3 separate regions of the Homo sapiens genome follow, and all the other regions are linked to region 3. The links are chromatin loops, found by intact Hi-C in ENCODE. Cell type or tissue: mammary epithelial cell. All regions are shown on one strand.

Evidence for each region. Peaks named below come from ENCODE experiments on the same cell type or tissue, not always from the same donor. Only the 100,000 strongest peaks of a DNase experiment are listed, where the experiment ranks them.
Region 1: a loop joins it to region 3, with 9 times the contacts of the local background. A loop is called at or near these places in 75 of 110 quality-filtered maps.
Region 2: it touches region 3 in a loop (6-fold over the local background); 23 of 110 quality-filtered maps call a loop at or near these places.

What each region holds. Positions count from the first base shown.
Region 1 is chr2:27,699,329-27,707,328 of GRCh38, forward strand. LINC01460 (long intergenic non-protein coding RNA 1460) reads right to left here. Exons shown (of 2, transcript NR_135200.1): 2 at 6,458-8,000. Among named protein-coding and RNA genes, the nearest start is that of LINC01460, 12 kb to the right of the region's middle. RefSeq lists a silencer at 4,568-4,637. In mammary epithelial cell, CTCF peaks have their summits at 4,611 (motif pointing right) and 7,195; DNase peaks (open chromatin) are centred at 4,593, 6,683 and 7,073; H3K27ac peaks cover 2,395 bases.
Region 2 is chr2:27,796,238-27,804,237 of GRCh38, forward strand. The region is part of intron 7 of RBKS (ribokinase); the gene reads right to left. Among named protein-coding and RNA genes, the nearest start is that of MRPL33, 29 kb to the left of the region's middle. RefSeq lists enhancers at 2,265-3,230, 2,411-3,610. In mammary epithelial cell, a CTCF peak has its summit at 3,645; DNase peaks (open chromatin) are centred at 3,204 and 3,604; H3K27ac peaks cover 2,585 bases.
Region 3 is chr2:28,393,081-28,401,080 of GRCh38, forward strand. It overlaps FOSL2 (FOS like 2, AP-1 transcription factor subunit), which reads left to right. Exons shown (of 4, transcript NM_005253.4): 1 at 1-742. The coding sequence starts at 641. FOSL2-AS1 (FOSL2 antisense RNA 1) reads right to left here and starts at 1,592. Exons shown (of 2, transcript NR_103831.1): 1 at 1,468-1,592. RefSeq lists silencers at 1-114, 601-777 and enhancers at 1-739, 895-1,395, 1,396-1,896. In mammary epithelial cell, a CTCF peak has its summit at 3,872 (motif pointing left); DNase peaks (open chromatin) are centred at 341, 2,571, 3,501 and 3,801; H3K4me3 peaks cover 5,602 bases; H3K27ac peaks cover 4,283 bases.

The sequences.
Region 1 (8,000 bases), 690 kb before region 3:
CCTAAAAACATGTCTAGAAAGCCAAAACTTTATTAACTATTATGTATTAAAAATTTCCAATAATAATAATAGCTAAGGCCAGATGCGGTGGCTCAAGCCTGTAATCTCAACACTTTGGGAGGCTGAGGTTGGAGGATCGCTTGAGCCAGGAGTTTGAGACCAGCCTGGATAATACAGTGGGACCCCATCTCTACTAAGAAAAAGAAAAAATAGGCCGGGCGTGGTGGCTCATGCCTGTAATCCCAGCACTTTGGGAGGCTGAGGCAGGCAGATCAGCCTGGCCAACATGGTGAAACCTCATCTCTACTGAAAATACAAAAATTAGCCGGGTGTGGTAGTAGGCACCTGTAATCCCAGCTACTCGGGAGGCTGAGGCAGGAGAATCACTTGAACCCGGGAGGCAGAGGTTGCAGTGAGCCAATATTGCGCCATTGCACTCCAGCCTGGGGTACAAGAGCCAAGACTTCGTCTCAAAAAAAAAAAAAAAAAAAAAAAAAGAAAAAGAAAAAAAAAGAAAAGAAAAAATAGGCCGGGCACACAGTGGCTCATGCCTGTAATCCCAGCACTTTGGCAGGCCAAGGCAGGTGGATCACCTGAGGTCAGGAGTCCCGAGACCAGCCTGGTCAACATGGCGAAACCCCGTCTCTACTTTTAGTAGAGACAAAAATTAGTCGGGTGTGGTGGCAGGCGCCTGTAGTCCCAGCTACTCAGGAGGCTGAGGCAGAGAATCACTTGAACTGGGGTGGAGGGGCAGAGGTTGCAGTGAGCCAAGATTGCGTCACTGCACTCCAGCCTGGGCGACAGAGTGAGACTCCGTCTAAAAAATAATAATAATAATAATAATAATAGTAGCTAAGATTTATTTAGTGCCCTCAATGTGCCAGGCACTATGCTAACTGCTTTGTATGGATTCTCATTTAATCTTCAAAATAGTTCAGTGAGGTGTAGGTACTATTACTTCCTTCAGTTATACAGCTGAGGAAACTGAAGACTTGAAGGCTAAAACCCTGGTTTAAGGCCACTTAGCCAATGAATTGGACTGGAACATAAGCAGTCCAATTTCTGAGTCTAACTTTTAACCCCCAGTATATTGCTTTAATTTTAAAAATAGACTTTTTAAGGGCAGTTTTAGATTTACAGCAAAAGTGAACAAAAAGTGTAAAACAAAGAGTTCCCATTTACCTGTCCCCCACCCCCCACACACAATCTCTTGTACTAGCAAAGTCCTGTACCAGAGTGGTACATTTTTTACAATTAAATCTGAATTGACACGTTATCAAACCAACTACAGTTTACATTAGGATTTACTCTTAGTGTACATTCTGTGGGTTTTGACAAATGTATAATGACATATATTCACCATTATAGTATATCATACAGAGTAGTTTCACTGCCCCAGAAGTCGTGTGTGTTCTGCCTATTCATCCTTCTCTCCCCCTTCAGCCCCAGGAGCCACTGATCTTTTTACTGTCTCCATAGTTGTATATTTTCCAGAATGTCATATGGTTGGATATTGCCTGCTTTTTTTTTGATACAAAGTCTTGCTCTGTTGCCCAGGCTAGAGTGTAGTGGCACCATCATAGCTCACTGCAGCCTCGAATTCATAGGCTCAAGGGATCCTTCCACCTCAGGTCCCCAAGTAGCCAGGACTACAGATATGGATCACCATGCCCGGCTAAGTTTTAATTTTTTTGTATAGATGGGGGTCTCACTATGTTGCCCAGGCTGGTCTTGAACTCCTAGCCTTAGGGATCTTCCCCTGCCTTGGCCTCCAAAAGTGCTAGGATTACAAGCATGAGCCACCTCACCTAGCCTAACTTTTTACTACTAAAACTCTTTTATTTCTAAAATTAAGGATATTTTGAGAAGAGGAAAATATTTAAAGCGGTATAGTAATTTTAAAGATATTTAGAGAAAAGGGAAGAAATGAAGCATGGGTAAAAAAATTAAATGCCAGCTGAGTGTTGTGGCTCATGCCTATAATCCCAGCACTTTGAGAGGCCAAGGCAGGATGATCGCTTGAGGCCAGGAGTTCAAGACCAGCCTGTGCAACATAGTGAGACCCCATCTCTACAAAAAATTTAAAAATTAACTGGGTGTAGTGGCAGCACCTGTAGTCCCAGCTACTTGGGAGACTGAGGTGGGAGGATCGCTTGAGCCTGGGAAGCTGAGGCTGCAGTGAGCCATGATCACGTCACTGCACCTAGCCTAGAAGACAGAACAAGCCCCTGTCTGAAAAACAAATAAAAATAAAAAAATTAAATGTCTAAGCATCTCAGCATCACCATAACATGACCACTGTTAAAATTCTGTTTATTTCAGTTGGGCATTGAGGTTTCATTGTATTGTACAGGAAAGAACACTATTCTACCAGTACTAGATGGAGTTAGCCCTTTCGGGAAATATGACACAATTCCCAACAAACATTGAAGCCGTTAGCCACAGCCTGAGGATCTGTTGCTTTACCACTGAAGTGCTGCCACCTCCCAGACAGGGTGTGACAAGTGGCCAGCAGCTGTGGATGCCTTCCTGAGAGAGTGGGAGCCAGAGGGAAGCCTGCCAGCCCTGTGGCAATCAAAAGCCAGAATCAAAGCCTCTGCAGGGGAGCGGGAGCCGCGTTCCCATACAGGGTTTAGTCCAACCAGATTCTTGACTGCTGGGAAATGATAAAACTCCTTGACCTTTGAGGAGTGGGTCCAGCATCAAACTGGTAGTCTTCTTGTGACAGGCCACTCTGATTCTGAGATTCCTCACTTAATGTGGGCGTTGAGAACAATTTTCAGGATTTCACCGCTGCTCTCTGAGAAGACTTTGCCCTCCTTTGGTTTTAGAGGTTTGGCACATCATAGTCCAGGGTGGAACCAAGACTTCTATTCAGTAGGATTCTGGAAATCTGCCCCCACCCCCACCATAGGACCTGGCATTGATGAGGCAGGTTGGAGGGCTCAGCATGTGATTGCAGTGTTTTCCATCAAGGGTACCTCTGCCTTCTTTATTCCCCTAGCCCATTTTAATTTCTCCATGTGGAAGTTTTAGGATCTATGCCTTTGCATTGCCCACTGCCCTAATCTAAGCTCCCTTCACCTCATGACTCCACAGGTCTCCCTCTCATCTCTGCCTTATCAACTCTCCTCCACATATGTCAAACACATCCCTGAGCAGAGTCCCTTGCTCTGAAATCTCAAAAGGTTTTCCAGTGTCCAAAGTGTGAGGGTCCAAATTCCTTTGAGGCTTTAAAAGCCTTATCATAGGGTTCCTGTGCTTTTCTATCATCATGACCCCACACCTGCCCTTGTCCCTCCCTTTCTTCCACCCGATGAGGCATACCTGCTACTCTAGAAATAACAGGTTATTTGCCCCAAACACACCTTTGCTTTTTCCTCTCCCTATATTTTCTATCAAGCCTTTCTGCATAGGCCTCAGTTTCCTTGTCTATTAAATAGAGAAAATAATACCTACCCAACAGTATTGTTGCAGAGATTAAGTAACAAATATAAACTTTTAGCCATGTCCAACACATAATCACCTCCCCCCACCCCATGTAGTTATTATGAGTGTCATTGTGGTCTTCCTTGCTCATGTTTGGTAAGTAAGGTACTACTTTTTTTCTTTTTAAGACTTTATTTTTTAGAGCAGTTTTAGGTTCACAGAAAAATTGAGCAGAAAATACAGAGATTTGCCATTGTCCCCACTCCTCTCATACACAGCCTCCCCCATTATCAACATTCCCCACCAGAGTGGTAAATTTGTTACAACTGATGAACTTATATTGACACATCGATATCACCTGAAGTCCACAGTTTACATTAGGGCTCACTCTTGATATTGTACATTCTCTGGGTTTGGAGAGATGTGTAACGTCATGTATCCATTATAGTATACAGACAAACATGGTTTCATTGCCCTAAAAATCTCTCTGTGCTCCACCCATTCCTCCCTCCCTCCCCCAGGCCCGACTCATTTTTAACACAATCAGCTTGCCCCAAACTACCTTCAGGAGGCCTCCCTGATTGCAGAGACTATCACTAATCCCTCCTTCCCCACTAGCGCTACAGCACTTTATTTCTACTTCTATTACAGCCCTTACTCCAACGGCTTGATATTCATTACTGATATGTGTGTTTGGGTTACTTACGTTTGTCACTTACAAGTTCTTGAGGACAGGAACTACATTATCTTGTACCCCATCCATGGCACCTAGCAGTTCACAAATTGGTGCTCAGTTAGTTAACTGTTGGTTTCAATGGGTGGAGGGCTGAAGGGCAGGTCCTAGCCCCAGCCCTTCCTATCCTTGGGTTTTTCTGTCAGAGAAGGGATACCTTCTAGCCACTTTTAGTTCCAGGACCTTGCTCCAGACAAGCTGGATAGTCTAGGAACTGACCATTTTAGCAAGTTTAATCCAGAGGGCTGGATTTATGTCCTACTTGGGGCAAAACCAGGCATGAACTACTCCTTCCCATCAAGGAGCGCTGCACTCCAGCAGCTGGCTTTAATTTGGATTTTCCAGGACCAGCTGCATTTAGCTGGGGTTGGTTGGGTTTCCTCAGGTCTGCCTTTATCACGCACACCCCGTCAGAAGTTAATGCAACCACGGCAGGGAGTGACCACAAGGGGGCAGTATAGACCCATTACAATGCGGTCAGCTTGCACAAGGGGCTGAAAGAAGATAAAGGTTTCAAAGCAGAAGAAAGAGTAAGAATCAGAAAAAAAGGAGGATTGTGAAAAAGTTAGGAGCAGCAAGCTAGTTTCGCTCACAGACATTCCTGGACCCAAGACCTGGCAGCAGAAAGTTAGCCAGAGACACCGGTCAGGCCCAAATGGTGCTCCCAACTCTCCTCCAAAACTGCCTTTTCCAGTGCTTAATTTCACTTAGAGAAAGTCGCTCTCCATTTATAATGCCAATATTCTATGGAGGACTTTGGGCATTGCATATTTATTCCTTACACACTATATTTCAGCTTTACAGTTTACAGAGGATTTTTTTCACACTTGTTAAAAAAAAAAATCCGAATCCCCTATTAGACTTAAAAGGTAAAAACAGATGTTAATTACCTCTGTTTAAAGAAACTGAGGCACTGGGCAGGGTGGCTAACACCTGTAATCCCAGCATTTTGGGAGGCTGGGGCAGGTGGATCGCCTGAGGTCAGGAGTTCGAGACCAGCCTGGCCAATATGGTGAAACCCCGTCTCTACAAAAAATACAAAAATTAGCCAGGCATGGTGACCCCTGCCTGTAGTCCCAGCTACTCAGGCTGAAGCAGGAGAATCACTTGAACCCAGGAAGTGGAGGTTGCAGTGAGCCCAGATTGCATCATTGCACTCCAGCCTGGGCATTGCAGCGAAACTCCATCTCAAAAAACAAAAACAAAAACAAAAAAAACCTGAGGCTAGACACATGAAGTGACTTGCTCAAAGGCACACCGAGTTTGTGGTGGAACTACATCTAGATGTGAGTTTCTTTCATTTCTGTTCCTTTGCTTAGTCCTTCTAGTTTTCAATTGTTTATGTCTGTAAGCTTAGTGAGTTTTTAAGAGCAAGGACTATATCTGATTCATCTTTATATCCCTGAATGGTGCCCCTTAATCTTTAGGGCTATGGCTGGGTGTGTTGTATAACACCTTCTCCAGAGTTAGAGTCCATGATCTATCTCTTATCCTCCATGATTCAATAATTTTGTGATTTTGAGGCACGGCCCTAACAAAGACAGTGGTGGCTATGAGTGATCCTACTGGCTGAGCATTTCAACAAGGGCAGCCACTTGGCTGCATCCTTCGTAATACAGAGAGGTTGTGAGACAGTTTTCCAAAGTATACACGAGTGTCCCTGGTGTCACGAGAGTCGACTTTAGGGGATGAGGATGAAAATGTTTAATTTTAGTAGCTACACATATAAATACATATAAACAGTATAAATGTAATATGTCACATTACATATACATATTAAAATATATATGTACATTTTAATATATATGTACACATATATACACACATATGTATTGCAGCTTAGAATGAAGTTAACTTTTTTATGTCAACAGATTTTAGGGTACAGGTAAGTATTTGGTTACATGGGTAAATTTTTTTTTTTAAGAGAGATGGGGTCTCAATATATTGCCCAAGCTGGCCTTGAACTCCTGGGCTTGAGAACCACCCACCTTAGCCTCCCAAAGTGCTGGGATTACAGGTGTGAGCCACCACACCCGTCACATGGGTAAGTTCTTTAGTGGTGATTTCTAAAGAGATTTTAGTGTACCCATCACCTGAGCAGTGTACACTGTACCCAATACTTAGTCTTTTATCCTTCACCATCCTCCCAACCTTCCCCAGCCGAGTCCCCAAAGTCCACTATATAAATCATGCCTTTGCGTCCTCATGGCTTAGCTCCTACTTATAAGTGAGAACATACAATGTTTCGTTTTCCATTCCTGAGTTACTTAACTTAGAATAATGGGCAGAATGAGGTTAACTTTTAAATTGTGTTTATTTAAGAAAAATATTATGTAAATAATAGTATGGTGGTATGCCACAAGGCAGAAAGCCTGAAACAGATATACCAATGACAAGTTCAAGGAACTGTGGTGAGGTGGGAAAATGTAACAAAACTCATTAGTCACAAACCTCACTTCAAGTCTGGCTCTGTCACACTTAAGTCATGTAACCCTGATTAAACTGCTGACCTTAAATGAGGCTGTTTCCTCATCTGTGAAGTTGAAAAAGAACTCCTACCCTCCTAAACTCACATTAAAATATGTAGAAACATGCTGAAGCCCGGAACACACCGTGCAAATAGCCCGTGGGGCTGATATCCCAATTTCCTCTTTTACCAAGGTCTATCCAGGGCTTCCTCTTCACCACCCCAGGAAGTGCCTCACAACTAGCCCCTATTTCCCAGGATCCCAAGGACCAAGTTCTATTCAGTTTGTTGTCCACACCTGGGTCTGCCATTCTGAGGGTGGGGAGGTGGGAGGGGCTGGAGAAATCCTGGAATCAGTCTGGGAACAAGTCCCAACACATGTCACTGTTTGCTTTGTCATCCTGATTCAATGACCTCATACAAGGAAGGGAGGGAGCAGAAGGAGCTGTTCCCTTCCAGATACCTAAGGAGGCTTCTGACATCTACTGTTTTCCTTGGCACGAGAAGGGCAGGAGCTGGGCTGTGATTTTTAAGGTCTGAGCTAATCTTGGAAGTGGTGAACAGCACCTCCCACAGCTGGCCAGACTGCTGCTTGGGGAACTGCCTTGAGCAAAGGGGCAGAGGGAGTTGGAATGGGCATCAGAACCCAGGCTGCTGCCCCTGCTCCTTGAAAGGGCTTCAGAACACACTGCCCTATCCATCCCCAGGATCTCACCAATCTTAGTACTAAGAATGCTAAGAATGGGCATGTCGCCCAGTTAGGGAGAAAAAGCCTGAAGCTAGGACAGCTCCTTTTTTTTTTTTTGAGAAAGAGTCTCGCTCTGTTGCCCAGGATTGAGTGCAGTGGAGTGATTTTGGCTCACTGCAATCTCCACCTCCTGGTTCAAGGGATTCTCATGCCTCAGCCTCCCGAGTAGCTGGGATTACAGGCGCCCGCCACCATGCCTGGCTAATTTTTGTATTTTTAGTAGAGACAGGGTTTCACCATGTTGGCCAGACTGGTCTTAAACTCCTGACCTCAGGTGATCTGCTTGCCTTGGCCTCCCAAAGTGCTGGGATTACAGGTGTGAGCCACTGTATCTGGCCTAGGACAGCTCTTGAATGGATTCTTAGCCTGGCCCCTCATGGGACATTCAACTGGGGTTGACAGAAGCTTCATTGACCCCAGGGTCAGAGAGTGTAATCGTCCTCACGGACTTATACATATAATGCATACTTTTTGAGCACCTACTATGTACCAGGCCTTTTGGGGAAATGAGCCAGCCATGTTGTATCAAAAGGCTAGATAGGACCTTAGAGTCACCTTTTTACCACCAGGAGTCCTTGTGTCATCCTTATCCCACTCCCTCTACCATCCTGGACATAATTAAC
Region 2 (8,000 bases), 600 kb before region 3:
ACGGAAAGTGCTTTAAAAGTAGGAGCTGTATTGTATCACTGTGATTTTCCTGTAAGTCAAGTACTTTCCAGTCAATCATTCTTGGAATAATGAAATAGTTCTCATTGATACAACATGATGGTTTTAACCTTTTACTGAAAATTATTTTTGTGCCAAAAGGGGTGATGGCATAATTCATCTTCCTTCAATATAATACCCATGTGGCTACTACCCTTTGCCTTCTCACAGTGATTTCCTCTTAAGGAAGAGCTGCTCTTATAGAGTGGGTGTGGCATCTGAAACCCCTGCCTTCCTGAGGTCCTTGACACTTCTGGGTTCTGAGTTCTAGTGGTGCCCATTGAGGAAGCTGGGGAATCAGGGAAGCGCAAGGACAGGAAAACTGGCCCCATGGAATACCTGAGCCTTCTAATGGGGGTGGGAGGGGTGCCGGTGGGGAGGGTTGAGGATTTAGCAGGGCTGGTGAGAGATGACACTCATGAGCAGCTGGCGAGATGACCCCAAGGGGAGAATCTGAGAGGCAGGAGCCCCTGAGGCAGCGCCTGGAGCTGGGTATGGGTCTGGGTGGGCAGCCTCTGCTGCTAGGGCTCGAGGCAATGTTGCCATAGGGAGGCTGGTTTCTTATTTCCCTTCCCCTCCGTTTCAGACAATCCTGTCTGTCCATAGCTGCCTCACTCCTCTCTCCCTCCCATTGTCCCTTGCCTGCCTGGGCCCTTGACTATGGCCATGGGTTAGTTCCTTCACTGAAGGTACCTGACTCATGTCCCTGCTTCTTAAGGCTCTGCTCTCTAATAAACGCTGTGGAGCTGGCATAAATGTGTGACATCCCCAGCAGAGCACACTTCCATGTTAATCTGAGTCTGCTGGTCTGCGATAGCTTTTGTTTTGAGGCTCTGCTCAGAGTCAGGCTCTCTGCTGAGTGCTTTCCAGGTTATGGCCTTTGTTTTCATCAGAACCCAGGGGAGGTAGGCTTATTTGGGGCTGCGGTGTGCGATTAGGCAAAGTGGCATTGCGCAAGGGTGCCCAGCTGAGGGCTGAGAGTGGGCTGTGGGCCACGGCCAGCTCACCAAGCTGTGTGCCTAGCAAGAGGGGCAGCTTCTTCTATAATAATTTGCACAGGGTGTCACAGACGCCAGCAGCAACCCTGGGCCATCTTTATTTTACGCTGAGGAAACTGGGATTCAAGGAGGTTAAATCTCTTGCCCAGTGTAAAGAAAAGGTGGTAAATGGCAGTTGAGATTTGTACCAAGGTCATCTGTGCAGGAATTCAGCAGCAGAGCAGATGGAGAAGCTATTTTGGGGGAAAGAGACTGCCCACATTTTCCCATTTCCCCATGGGAAGGCTTATGTTTTCCATAGTGATGAAGAAATACAGGGATGGAAGAGGGAAGGCCATGAAGCTCCAGTGAGGCTCCACTGCATGGGGGGTCCATTTTCCTCTGTGTGCTTGTGGCAGGAGCAGAGAACATGAACTAGCGTTGTCCTGGGCAGGTGTGGGAGAGGAGCAGGGGTACAAAGGAATCAAAGGTTTCAGGAAAGAATATTTCAGATGAACAGTCGGAGAGTCTGACCTGGATCAGGAAAGAAGAGAGGTCAGGAGGGGGTCAACAGGCAAGGAGAAAGTACAGGGAACTAAGACAACTGGGAACGGCGTAGAAGAGTTGAAAGCCAGGGGCTGCTCAGAGAGGAGGATGTGAGGTTTTACCGGAGAACTGAAGTGGTTCCAAGGAGGTACTAGCAATGTCCTGGAGGTTGTCATGGGAGTGGGAGGCTGCAGTGGAGTGGAGGTGAAGAGTCACCAGAATAGAGGGCATCTAGGAGCTATGAGACTTGGTAATGGTTCATCCTCATGGCACTGAAGTCATCCCACATCATGACAGCATTGGGACAGAGAGAAAAATGGTCATGTAGGCGCCCAAGTCCTAGATAAACAGACATGGAGCAGGAAAGGAAGTTGGGGGGTATGTAGCCATACAGTTTCAGCTGCTATGAATATAATGGGTCCTAAATCAGTATCTTTAGCCCAGACTCTCCTCTGTCTTTGGATTTGTGTATCTAACCACCCGTGAGCCTGCTTAACCTGGCTCATGTCTCTTGCAGGCAACTCTAACTCAACACGGCCGAAATGAACTCAAAACTCTGCCTTAACATGGACCTCTTCTTATCTTTTCAGCTTGTGGCACCTCCACACTGAAAACCTGGGGGTCTCCTGGGCATCTCCTTCCCATATACTTCATCAATCACCAGTTGTCGAGTTTAAATCCTAAATGTTTCTCAAATCTGTCCTCTTGTCTCCACTCCTACCCCCACTGCCCCAGTAATGTTCACATCACCTCACAGGGTCACATTAACTTCCAAGCCAGTCTCCCTGCCTCCGGTCTGGACCCTTCCAGCCCATCCTCTACACTACTGCAAATCTGTCCACGTGGCCCCCGTGGCATCAACTTCTTAACATGGCACACGAGGTTCCCTAAACCACTTTTCCAGTTTCATCTCTTACTTCCTCCTATTCACTTAAGGAACTTACTTCTTCCTATTCACTTACGGGTCTCAGTACATGGAGACACCTCGGCTTGGACTTTTCCCTAGACTAACTCCTATACTCATTTTTGGAGACTCAGCTTGGGTATTAACTTGGCCATCACATATTTATTGCCTAGCACTATGTTCAAAGCACTGTGCTGTCCCGGAAACCACCAGTCTCAGGCCCTCTGGCTGCCCCCTGCCCTCCCCTTGAGGGTAGCACGCCTGTCTTCATCACCTCCCTGTCCTGAGACCTAGTGCAAGGCCTGGACCATAGCTGAGGTAGGCACTGACCGAACCAAGAACTGTCAGGAGGATGGGTGCTGAGCGATGAGGTGAGGAGCACACACTGTCCCAGGAACGCCCTGTAGGAGGATGACAATGGAACAGATGCATGAAAGTTCTGGTTTGCCAAATTCCAGTTGATAGAAAAGGGGACAAGTTGGAGGAAATGATGGGTATGAAGTGTAGCTGGGAAAAACCCCCAAGTGATGAAAGTCTCCAAGGTAAGATCTTGTCAGGCAGCTCTAACAGATTCCAGACAATCTTGCAAGAATGACGTCACTACCAAGCTTCACTTGTTAGGAATCCGTACCCACGCTGAATGAGTCACTACCCAAACTGCCGAGGGACCCTAACAGTTACAGCGCGTGCATTCCTCCCCGATGTCTTCATGCATTCCATCTCACAAGTAGATGCCACTTTCTTCTCTTTTCAAAACCTCTCCCTACACAAAGCTATTCAGAGCCTACACTGTGGACATGAATTCCTCAGCCATGCTTGTGGTTTTAGAAGCCAGGGAAAAGCAAATGGGATGAAACATGACTAAATCATAAGTCAATGCATTATTTCTTAAAAAAGAATATTGCCAGGGGTTCAGGAAAGGGAGAGAGGGCAAATGTAAACCACCAGGGTCTCTGTTACCTCCCACCACCATACTGGGGCCACCAGATTCCACCAACAGGGTCAGCCTTGCTGGCTACACTGGGTTTAGGTCAGAATTTCTTCAAGGGAGAGTGTTTCAAGGAGGGCTGCGCCAGCTGCTGAGATGGCTCATACTTAGGCTGGCCCAGGGGCCAGGCTTGCTCTGCGCTCTCTTCCAAGTTCTAAAAATGGGGCTTCTGCCTTGTTCTTGCCTGCAGGAGGCTGAGGCGTGAGTATCTAGCTGACTGGGCCTGGGAACGTAAAAGTCATTCTTTGTCCTCCAAGGGTTAATCACTGACAGGCAGGAGATATGGGTGTCATATGTACCTGGTTTTAAGTCCTGCCTCTGCCCCTTGTTGTTAGGTGTCTTTTTTTTTTTTTTTTTTTTTGAGATCGGCTCTTGCTCTGTCACCCAGGTTGGGTTACAGTGGCGCGATCACGGCTCACTGCAGCCTCAACCTCCTGGGCCCAAGCAATCCTCCCACTTCAGCCTCCTGAGTAGCTGGGACTACAGGTGCAAGCCACCACTCCTGGCCAGCTCTGTCATCTTTTAAGAATGGTAAATTCACTGTCTTTTCACTGGCAATAAAGGTCTTGTGTCATTTTTATTTCTATTCATACAACTGGAAAATGTTTTTTTCAACTGGGACAATGCAGTAAATGGTTTGGATTTCAGACAGACCTGGGTTTAAGTCCTAATTTCACCACTTACTAGCTGTGTGACCTCTGGCAAGTCACTCAGCTTTTCTGTGGGTTTATTTATCTGTACAATGGGAACTTACCTCATAGGGCCATTGTGAAGACTGAATTAAGTAATGTATGTGAAAAGGCTTAGCACAGTGCTTGGCACAGAGCAGGTGTTCAACAAAGGTGAGGCAGACAAAGATGGTATTATCTCAGTGGCCCCTTAAGTTGCTCAAGTTTTTGGCAGAGAAAGCCCATGACCTAGGTCAGAGGGGGCCAGACAAGGCTTCTAAGAAACAAAGTAGGTCACCATCCTAGGGCACAATCCATAGGATTGTGAGACAAGGGGTTTATGCTGTGACTGGCTTTATGTTTCCAGCTCACAGTAGAAGGATAAAGGCATCCAGGAATGCACTTGGAGCCAGGAAGAGGTGAAGGCCAGTGTCCTGTGGCCCTTGTTTATGAGGGATGCCAGGCTCCAGAGAGTTCCAGCCATGGTCAACATTGTGTGCTGGGGTCTCTGAAATCCATTCCCCATGCTTTCATTTGGGGAGGACGTGCAGAGGGAGAACACTGAGAGAGGCGTCTGGACAGAGGCCTAGAGCTGGGGCGGGTAAGGCTGCAGGACAGGATGGGAACAGGGTTACTGCTGGCAGGGACAGCCTGCACTTCCTCAGTAATGCCAACTTGATGGAGCATTCCACTGTCTACCACAGCTAGCCGGCCACTGGGCAGAGGGCTGCCACCCATGGAGAGGAGATGTAGCAGAGGCTGGAGGACGGGGCAGGCAGGCTGAACAGATGGTGCAGGAACAGTGTGATTTTGGAGGACGTCTCTAGCAGGGCAGTGCTGGAACCTGAGGTCAGGGCCTATCCTGATTAATGATGGATATAGGGCCACCTGACCTACTTACTCCATGTCATCAACCTCGCCACTCAGAGTGAACAGAAGGGCCCTGCCTACAGCCTTCATTTCATCCAGGGCATGCATTCCCAACTGGGGCTATATCTCCCCGAAAGGGGTCAAAATCCATTCTTGGTGGCAGTGCGTGAAAAAAATCTTAGATATTACACAAATGCTCTCCAAAGGGCCACAGTATACACACACACACACACACACACACACACACACACACACACACAAGCGGTCCCAACTTATGATGGTTCGACTTATAATTTTTCAAGTTTATGACAGTGTGAAAGTGATACATATTCAGTACAAACTGTAATATAATGTTTGGTAGGTGTGTTAGGCAGTTCTTGCATTGCTATAAAGAAATACCTGAGGCTGGCTAATTTATAAAGAAAAGAGATTTAACTGGCTCATGGTTTTGCAGGTGTACAAGCATGGTGCTGGCACCTGCGTGGTTTCTGGGGAGGCCTCAGGGAGCTTTCACTCATGGTGGAGGACGAAGCAGGAGCAGGCATGGCACATGGGGAGAGCAGGAGCAAAAGAGAGTGACGGGGAAGATGCCACGCACTTTTGTTTTTGACACAGGGTCTCACTCTGTCACCCATGGCTTACTGCAGCCCCAACCTCTGGAGCACAAGCCAGCCTCCTGTCTCAGTTTCCCGAGTAGCTGGGGAAAAAAAAAAAAAATATATATATATATATATATATATATATATTTTTTTTTTTTTTTTTTTTTTTTTTTTAGAGAGAGAGTCTTGCTATGTTGCCCATGCTGGTCTTGAACTCCTGAACTCAGGCAATCCACCTGCCTTTGCCTCCCAAAGTGTTGGGATTATAGGTGTGAGCCACTGTGCCCCACCACCATACTTTTAAACAACCAGATCTTGAGAGAACTCACTCACTATTTTGAGGAGAGTGGCAAGGGGATGGTGCTACACCATTCATGAGAAATCCACCCCCATGATCCAGTCACCTCCCACAAGACCCCAGCTCCAACACTGGGGATTACAATTCAACATGAGATTTAGCAGGGACAGCATCTCAAGTATAGCAGTAGGTTAGCTGTATTAAATGCATTTTCTATTAATTATATTTTCAGTTTACGGTTGGTTTATCTGAATGTAATCCCATTGTAGGTCAAGGAACATATGTTTGTGTGTGTGTGTGTGTGTGTGTGTATGTGTGTACGTGGTATAAAAATTTCACGGGGGAAGAGGGAGGGTGATTAGGAAAAAAAGTCTCAAAAAAGTTTCCTTGGCATGGGATGATGATGAAAAACAAAGTTTGAGAAAAAATGAAGCAGGACCTCTTGTCCCAAAGAACTACCAGTGGCCCAGTCAGGGACTTCTAGTGAGTTAAGAAGCCCTGCGCAGCAACTCTAAGTTCAATGCACGCTAATACCTCCCTGCTTTCCTCACTGAGCCAGAAATCCCTAGCTCTGTCAGCCAGTTCCTCTCCTGTTTACCTCCATTTACAGTCTCCATGGCCACCAGTGAGTCCTAGGGACACTCAACCCCTGGAGTGAGGAATTTAACAAGAAGATGAGAACCCGCGTGGCATGGCCTATCTTTCCCAAAGTGGGAAAGTGGAAAGGTTCTCCCCTATGCAGACAGGACTGAGCGGTCTGTTTGTGAACATGCCATTAGGCACAGTGCCGCTTACACAAGAGCCTAGTTCCACAGCTCAAATCTGAATTTTTCTTTTTCTTTCTTTTCTCTTTAAAAAATATTTTTATAGAGACAGAGTCTCTCTTTGTTGCCCAGGCTGGTCTCAAACTCCTGGCCTCAAGTGATCCTCCTGCCTTGGCCTCCCAGAGTGTTGGCATTACAAGCACGTGCCACTGTACCTGGCCAAAATCTGAATTTTTCTAACTTCTCTTATCAGTGCATATTTCTATCATAAGGATGAGATCACATCCTTTCCTGAACCTCAACCTTGCAGCCTTCCCTAACCAGGTCAGTTTATGAGCATCATGATGGACAGTGAGAGTTCAGTTTTCTTATCATTATTGTGTAAGTGCTGACTTTTTTTCTAAAGAAATCTGTAGGGAACATGACAAACCATTATGTCGCAAATGTCCATGACTTTGCCTTCTACTACCAGCCACCTTGATTTTTGACATTTAAATTTCAATTATTAGCCAGGTGTGGTGGCTCATGCCTGTAATCCCAGCGCTTTGGGAGGCTGAGGCGGAAGGATCAGTTGAGGCCAAGACAAGCCTGGGCAACATGGTGAGACCCTGTGTCTACAGAAAATACAAAAATTAGCTGGGTTTGGTGGCATGTACTTATAGTCCCGCCTGCTTGGGAGGCAGAGGTGGGAGGATTTATTGAGTCAGGGGGTGGAAGTCACAGTGAGACAAGATTGTGCCCCTGTTGGATTGTGCCACTCCATCCTGGGTGACAGAGCAAGACTCTGTCTCAAAAAAAAAAAAAAGTCTGAGATAATCCATTTTTTAATTACTCTGCAATTAAAAGACAGAGCAGGGGCCAGGTGCGGTGACTCACGCCTGTAATCCCAGCACTTTGGGAAGCCAAGGTGGGCAGATCACTTGAGGTCAGGAGTTTGAGACCAGCCTGACTGACATGGCAAAACCCCATCTACACATAAAAAAAGTACAAAAATTAGCTGGGCATGGTGGTGCGCACCTGTAATCCCAGCTACTTGGGAGGCTGAGGCACTTGAACCCGGGAGGTGGAGGTTGTTGTAAGCTGAGATCACACCACTGCACTTCAGCCTGGGCGACAGAGCAATACTCTCAAAAGAGCAAATATTTTCTGGCTTAATGTATTTCAAATGACCACTTTCATATGAATCAAGTCTGAAACTGCATGCAGCAAAGTTTTGATATTATTTTTGCTTCTGTCTTTTAAATAGGTACAATTTTTTTGTCTTGGCTCTACAATTCATTAGCTATTGGATTTAAAAAAACAACTTTGAGATATAATTAATATACATAT
Region 3 (8,000 bases):
CTTGAGCCCCACGAGCCGCTGTCCCCCTGGCGCGCTCGGGGCCGCGGGACGGGCGCACGCCGCCTTCTCCTAGTCAAGTATCCGAGCCGCCCCGAAACTCGGGCGGCGAGTCGGCCACGGGAAGTTTATTCTCCGGCTCCTTTTCTAAAAGGAAGAAACAGAAGTTTCTCCCAGCGGACAGCTTTTCTTTCCGCCTTTTTGGCCCTGTCTGAAATCGGGGGTCCCCAGGGCTGGCAGGCCAGGCTCGCTGGGCTCCTAATCTTTTTTTTAATTTCCAATTTTTGATTGGGCCGTGGGTCCCCGCTGAGCTCCGGCTGCGCGCGGGGGCGGGAGGGCGCGCGCAGGGGAGGGACCGAGAGACGCGCCGACTTTTTAGAGGGAGGGATCGGGTGGACAACTGGTCCCGCGGCGCTCGCAGAGCCGGAAAGAAGTGCTGTAAGGGACGCTCGGGGGACGCTGTTCCTGAGGTGTCGCCGCCTCCCTGTCCTCGCCCTCCGCGGTGGGGGAGAAACCCAGGAGCGAAGCCCAGAGCCCGCGGCGCGGCCGGCGGACGAACGAGCGCGCAGCAGCCGGTGCGCGGCCGCGGCGAGGGCGGGGGAAGAAAAACACCCTGTTTCCTCTCCGGCCCCCACCGCGGATCATGTACCAGGATTATCCCGGGAACTTTGACACCTCGTCCCGGGGCAGCAGCGGCTCTCCTGCGCACGCCGAGTCCTACTCCAGCGGCGGCGGCGGCCAGCAGGTAGGTGCGGGCCCCGGTGCACCTGGCGGCGCGGGCGGACCCCTGCCCTCTTCTCGCCGCCACTGCCTCTTTTGCTTTCTTTTCTTTTTCTTGGCGAGAAAATACCTACGGGCCACCGTTGTAAGTTCTGGATTTTCGTCCTCCCCTTCCCCCCCACCCCCTTTTAAACTAGGGGATTGGAGAGTGGGCTTGAAGAGACAACATGCCCTTTTCCTCTCACGTTATATTTTACCCAGATAGACTCCTGGAATTGTAGGCCCCCTACCAGGAGCCTGTTACCTCCTTCCAAGAACTACTCCCCCTCCCCAGTGTCTGCCCCCCCCCCCCCACCCCTGCCCCGCGTCTTCTCTCTGGGTGGTGGACAGACAAGAAAATCTTTGCACCCACTGGCACCTCTCGACATCCTGGGACCCTATTCCTTCAGGAAAGCCCTCTCTCTCTCCTCCCCGTTCTCCATCAGTCATAACTCCTTTCTGAAAGGGGTTGGGGACCCAGAAACATGGTTGGACTCCTTCAAGTAATCTGGAGCGAGGGCGAGGGCTGCCGCTCTGGGAATCAGGTGCGAAGGTCAGGAAGGAAGAAGCCAGCCTTGGTTGGCTCATGCCGCCTGTGTGCCCCCTGCCTGCCTGCCTGCCCCCCCGCCGACCCGTCTTCTGTAAGGATCACGGACAGGAGGCTGCACTGCCCCCCAGGAACGAAGGAGCACCTTGAGGGTCTGGGGGTACCTGGAGCAAGGAGACCGGCAGAGGGAAGAGGGGGTCGGGTGGGGGAAGAGACATCACGCAGGCTCCTGGGTGGTTCTGGAAGCAGAAAACAACTTGTTTCTAAAGCAGCCGGACTGGTTTGCACTGGAGGGATTGTGCGTGTGATCTCTGTGTTTATAAATACCAGGAAGGTGCTGTTGGCGGGGGGGTGCTGATGGCGTGTCTGCCCTCTGCTGCAGCTCCCCCACCCGCTCTGTCTCGAGAGAGAGCTGGGTTAACGCAGGCCCAATACAACATGAAGCCCACCGTGGTCAGCATCTGTGGAGTCTAGCATAGTTGGCTGCAGCAAGGGATGCTCATGCTCCATAAGGCGGTGGCCTTGGCCTCTAGAAGGGGCTAGGGTGGGCTTCCAGGGAGGGGTGGACTCAGCTGGAAAGAATTTTGGAACGTGGCTCTCTTTTGGATCTGATGGGGGGGTCCCTTGTTCCAAAGTGATTCCCTATACCTGGTGAGTCCCCAAAATGGCTTTTCTGTCTTCCCTCTGCCTCCCATGGTGCTCCTATAAGCACCCACAGTAGAGACAGCCTAGTCTGTTCATTGAGGGTGCAGTCAATGCACCCTTCGTAATGAGCACCAAGGTGATGAGTTTAAAATCCGAAAAGTTGTTGATTATGTTTGCTTCCCAGCCCCGCTAGTGGTTTGTGTTGAATGTAAACATAATGAGGGAATAGGTTGAAGTCTGTACCCACTCCCTCCGTCTCCCGTTCGACAAACCCCAAACGCCTGTCTGTCTCCTCCTCCCTGAAATCAGGAAGGGATCTTTTGATTTCTTCTCTGTTCTTTTCCCTAATGTGTCTTTAGCAGTGATCATTGGAGTATTACAATCTCACTGCCTGGTTTAGCATAGACCCTGGGGCCTGGAGGGAAGTCAGACCGGACATCAGTGCCCCAACTGAATAATCTGTGTCACTAGGGCTTTGAGCCCAGGATGTGAGCGGAGGCAATTCCCGGTTTTGGAAGAAAATCAGACAGGAAACCAGTGCTAGGAAGAAGGAAGAGAACTCAGTCCAGCAGAGTGTAATAGGGCCTCATTACCGAAGCAAAAAGCAGCTGTTGGCTAATTCCTAGCATGCTGTAACACATGAGTATTTTGCAATTAGCAATAACCAGTGCACGGGGTTTCGCATAGACGCCTGCCCATTCGGCCCGGCAGTGTGTGAGGCGCCTTTCAAACCGGAGGGATTGGCAAGGTAATGCCACTTGAGACAAGTTTCTTGGCCTGTCCGCTCCTTGGTGTGGTGGTGGTTGGGTGGGGGACGAGGAGGAACTGGTGGATTTTTCTGTCATTGCTCCAAGTGTGAACAAAATTGTTCTGTGGTCCTAAGGACTGACCTCAGAGGCTTTTGTTCCTTCACAAGTCTATGCTATGACCTTGCCCGATCTTGGGCTCAAGGTAACTTTACTACATACCAGATAAAACCTGTAATCACTTTATTTCTCTCCGCTTCCTGTACTGGAAGACTTTCCTGGCAATTAGTGGATGGGCCTTTCTCTTTTATGGCATCTCAGTGGACCGATCCATATGAGACAGTTCTCTGGTTTTTCTCTGGGGAAGTGAATTTTATTTTTTTCAGCTCTCTCTTTTGGGGGTCCAATATTCCTGATTAGTTTGTTGCCAGTTCTTCAACCCAGAGCTTTCCCGTCCTCTCTAGCTTCATGAAGCTGGATCTTAATACATGGCCATGAGCTCCAGTGACTTTGGGGGTGGGGGGAGCAGACTAGTCTTTGTTACAGCCTCTGTTCTTATATATGGCAGGAACTTGAGGCATGAAAAATATTTCCTGTTCCAGTTATAGTTTTAATCTCAAAGGTTGGTCATTGGTGATTTTGTTTTGTCAGTAACCGTTGCACACACCTCCCCTTCTTGGATTTTTCTTTTTGCTGTTGTTTTTTCTCTCCTAACTTTCCTAGGAAAACATCTCCCAGATATATGCCCTGCCTGGCTGCTTGACTATTACGGTTTCAGGGCCTGAGCATTACGCAATCCAGCCAGTTACACAAACATAGGTCATTTCATAACTTGTTTTCATCAGCTGGGCCCCCTTTTAATGAAAAAACAAAACAAAAACAAGACCTAGAACTTTTCCAAGGCTGCTATTTGTTTCTCAGATAACTTGTGAAAATAAATCAAGGGCAGTATTTCCTTTTTGGAGTTAAGGAATACCAGACTAGCACTCTTCTTCCTCAACCACCCCTTCCCAAGACACACACACACACACACACACACACACACACACACACACACACACACAAAATTCCCCAGAGTGAACTTTTGCCAACTGTACCAGACTGGGACATTCCTCACATCAAAGAACTTTTACCAGAAATGACTGTGATTCCCAAGCTAGCCTCAATCATACCTCTCTAGTGCCCTCTACGGGAAATTTTTAGGAAAACTATCTTGGGAATGTATTTTTCCAGTCCCAGAGAGTGTTAAATTGGTGAGTTTGGAATTCTTAGGATGCTTTTTCTTTTTAATGAGGGACAAATAAATGCCACATATTTAACCGTGGTTAACTAGGAACTGCTTGACTTTGAGTTTCTTTTTTGTTTTCTTCTAAATAAAACCTGGTTAAAAAAGGAGTGCTTTTTCGTTGTGCACAAGTACCCTAGAACTTAAAGTATAATAAAAAATAAAAATAAAAAAAGGAGTGCTTTTTTCTTTTCCTATTTTGATGTCTGTCTATTCATTAGGTTGCCTTCACAGTTTGTTCAAATTCCCAAGGCATGTTTTCCTATGTGCTTATATTAGGAGGGGGCTTGTTCAGTTGGTGGGAATGTGGGAGGCATAGATTAAGGGTCTGGGTGCTTTTTTTTTTCCCCTTGATGTTACAGATGTTGTAGATTAGGATCAAACAAAATGTTATCCCAAGAATTTGTCTGTTCCGCTGATTCTTGATGGTGGAAGTCAGCTTCACTTTTTCATCAAAGGGAATGGGGTGAAATAGCAGTCATGTATTGTCTGAAAGGCATTTGAATTTTCCTATCCAAAACGCTGAGTGCATTTCCACTACCCATTTCTGCTTCTGCCTGTCTTATTATTCAAGGTGAGGGTAAAATTGGGAGACTTGTTTTTTCTTCTCTATCTTAATACAAACACAGCAGAACTTATTCATCCTTGTCACTGTCATCCCCTTCCTTGTTTTTTCCTTGGGGAGACTAAATGCTTATCTGAATGCTGCGGCTATGCTTAGACTCAGAAAGGTTTTGCAGTACCCCCTCTTTTGCAGTTGCTTTCAGCGTATTCTTTTGAAAATCCTCCCTACTAACAAATCTTTGTCCTTTGAAGGGTGAATTTGATATTTGGAAATTACCAAAAGCCTCTTTGGAGCCGAGTCTGACATACAAGTCTGGATGATCAGGCTGAGGCCAAAGTAGGGTGTGACCCTGTGTCCTGCAGGCCTCTAGAGTCTACCTGGGAGAGCATGCCCACGACAAAGGACACCAAAGCAGGCACCTTTGCCGTCAATAACTTGGATTTTTTTTCTCATTTGTTAGATAGGAATAAAGATACTGGTTGTGAGAATTAAGGAGACGAACGTTCCGGTCTATTTGTTGAAACAAAGAAAAAAATAGCATCATTACTTTGTGGATATGTCTCATCTATGTTGTATGTGGTGTCTTTTGGTGGCCACAGTATTTCAAAATGACAGCAGCTGCCCTGATTGAGGCAAATATATCTGTTCCAAACCCCATCTGGTAATTCTATCCCTTCTCCACTCCCTGGGCCAGAGAGGGAAGGTATAAGATTTCTCCTGGCCCACCTGGTCTCTCGGCCCTGTCCCGTGGCAGTGAGACTTTCCTAGGCTCACCTTCCGGTGGCTTTAATGGAGGATGAGAGGACGTGTCATTCCCATGGAGTACAGAGCCGCCAGGGAGCTGTGGGGGCTCCAAAGGGGCCCACACACTAGTGGAGTGAATTCCCCAGTGCTTTGGAGTGGCGCTTCTGGCCAAAAGGGCCCTGGCAGGGAAGCAGCTGGGGAGCCTGGACGAGGGCTAAGGCCTTCTCTTTCTGTTTCTTTCCTTCCCTGCTTCTCTTCCCCCTGGCAGGCAGCCAGGTGGAGGAGGATAGAGTAAGTCTTTCAAGGGAACCCAGGAAAGCGTGGAGGCTGAAGGGAGGCGAGTCACCTAAGACAGCATTTATAAACTGTAACGCTTTGGGAAATCACAACTTATTAGCAACAGTTTCCATTGTGACATAGTGGTATTTCTTCAGAGAGGAATGAAATGTCAGAGGTCAAAGTGATGTTCAACGCAGAACCTGTGAAGAATGGTTAAATTCCTTATGGAAGGCTTTGGGGAACATCCCAGGTTCAGTAAAAATACAGAGTATTTGCGTTAAACTGGACCTCAGTGGGGATGTGATGGGAGGTATGAGACAGATTGTGCCCTTATCCTTTTCTCTTCTTGGGAGCCAATCTTCTAGGATGTTGGAATTGTCCCTTTTCCATCCTGGGAATCTAAAGAAAGGGTTCTTAAAGGGAAAGAACCCAGTCCCTTCCTAGATACACTCAATCATACCTGCTTGCCTGGCAAGGCAGTTTACAGAGTCCACAGGGCTTCATGGCTTGAATGCTTGATAACCCAGACAAAAATCTATCTGATGGAGAATCGCCTGGCCAAGGGGCTGGGCCAAGAACCCCAACCCTGACTTCCATCTCACATACCAGTTCTGCCCACTCACGAGTCTCTGGGATAAGCCCTCGGCCCCATCCGGTCCTGTAGGGGCCCAAACCCTAGTTCCAATACCTGTCAGCAAAAAGCCATGGGTTCATAGCTGAAGCCAAGGCTCCAGTATAGAGTCTCAGGAGGCAGTTTTCCCAAATCAGCAACTGTTGTGGGGGGAACTTCTCTGACCTGCTGAGGTTTGGTGGCCCTAGAGGGTCCGTGTTTTCGGCCGTCTTTCTCATTGGCAGTGGAAGGAGCACACGCATCCTTCCCAAGCAGCCCGGTGGCACCCTAGCAACAGGGTACAGCAGGGTGATGGGAGTTTCCATGCCCAAAGACCACAAGGCTTGTAAGGGTTTGAACGTCGGCTCAGGGTCTGGAGGTTCAAGCTGATAAGTGAGAGCCCGTCTCCTCGGCTACCTGGGTTGGAGGAACATCTCAGTTCTGACTTTTTGCTTTCTTATTTCCTCTGTATTCGTTTCCCTCCAACCTGAGCATGGGAGATGAGAATGAACCTCTGGGACAGGGGTTGGCAAACTATGTCCTGAGTATTTTTCTAAATAAAATACAGTGGCACAGTCCTGCCTATTTGTTTACATGTTATCTAGGGCTGCTTTCGCACTGCAGTGGCAGAATTGAGGTGCAGCCAAGACCGTATAGCCCACCAAGCCTAAAATATTTGCTGTCTGACCCTTCACAGCAAAAGTTTGCTAAACTCTGCTCTAGGAGGTGGATGGGGACCACTATATCCTTTTATAGGCATTCTTGCCCACCCCGCAGTTGACAGGGTGACACAGTGAAATATTTGGAGGCTTTGCCAGGCTGGAATGCTACATAGGCATCCAGCATCTTCAAAGTGTCCTTGAGGAGGACATGTTGGCTACAGAGCCCCAGGCAGCCGAGTGAGGTTTTGGGTTACCTCTCCTGATCCCATCACTCCCAGCACACTCCTGGCATGCATGCAGCAGGTTTGAAACTGCCCTGTAGCCCCCAGCTGAGCAGCTCTATCTTGGTTTGTGTTTAGTGTTAACTCGTCCGTAGAGAACCACGATTTATCTCCAGTGTGACATGTGGCTGATTCTCGGGTCTATTGGCATAGAAGAATGCTAGGCTAACTTCTGGGACCACAAACTCCTAACTTCACCTCTTCTCTCCTACCCCAGTGTCTGAATAACACGTTTCTGAATAACACGTTTCTGAATAACATGCTGGGAGTTGAGACAAGACCCATCTGCCAGATCTAATTGAAACTTTTGTGTGTCTCCAAGAGAAGCTCCTCTTGGAGACAAAAGCCTTCTTTATCAGAGCCCCGGGCCCCTCTGGGGATGGGACATTGTTTTCCTTGCAGTTTAGAGCCAGTGTATTATCCAGATGGCTTTGCCTCCTGTCTGAAACAAGGTGTACATGCGTTTCAGAGGCAGTCATTACCTCCTGGCTGGTTTTTATTGCTGTCTTGTTTTGTCTAGACCAAGCCATTGCTGCGAGGAATCTGGCTGATGTATACCGGGGAGCACACACCACGGACCTGCCCTCCAGAGCGGGTGGACTAGAGGGCCTCAGAGGGGCTAATAGGCATCCACTTATTCTGAAGGGGTCTTTGTCCCTCAGCTTTGCTTCAGATTTTCTGCTGGGTTCCCCAAGCCTAAAACGGGAGCACTTTTATTTGTTGGAATGAGGAGTGACTTTCTTAGGTGCTTTCCTAAAAGGAAAGCTGACAGCTTCCCCATGGAGGAGGGAGTCATATCAAACCATTGTGCTGAATGCCTCAGGTGCATTTCAAACCCAGAACCTGGCTTGGGGAGAGAAATGGAATTTAAAAGTTGGGT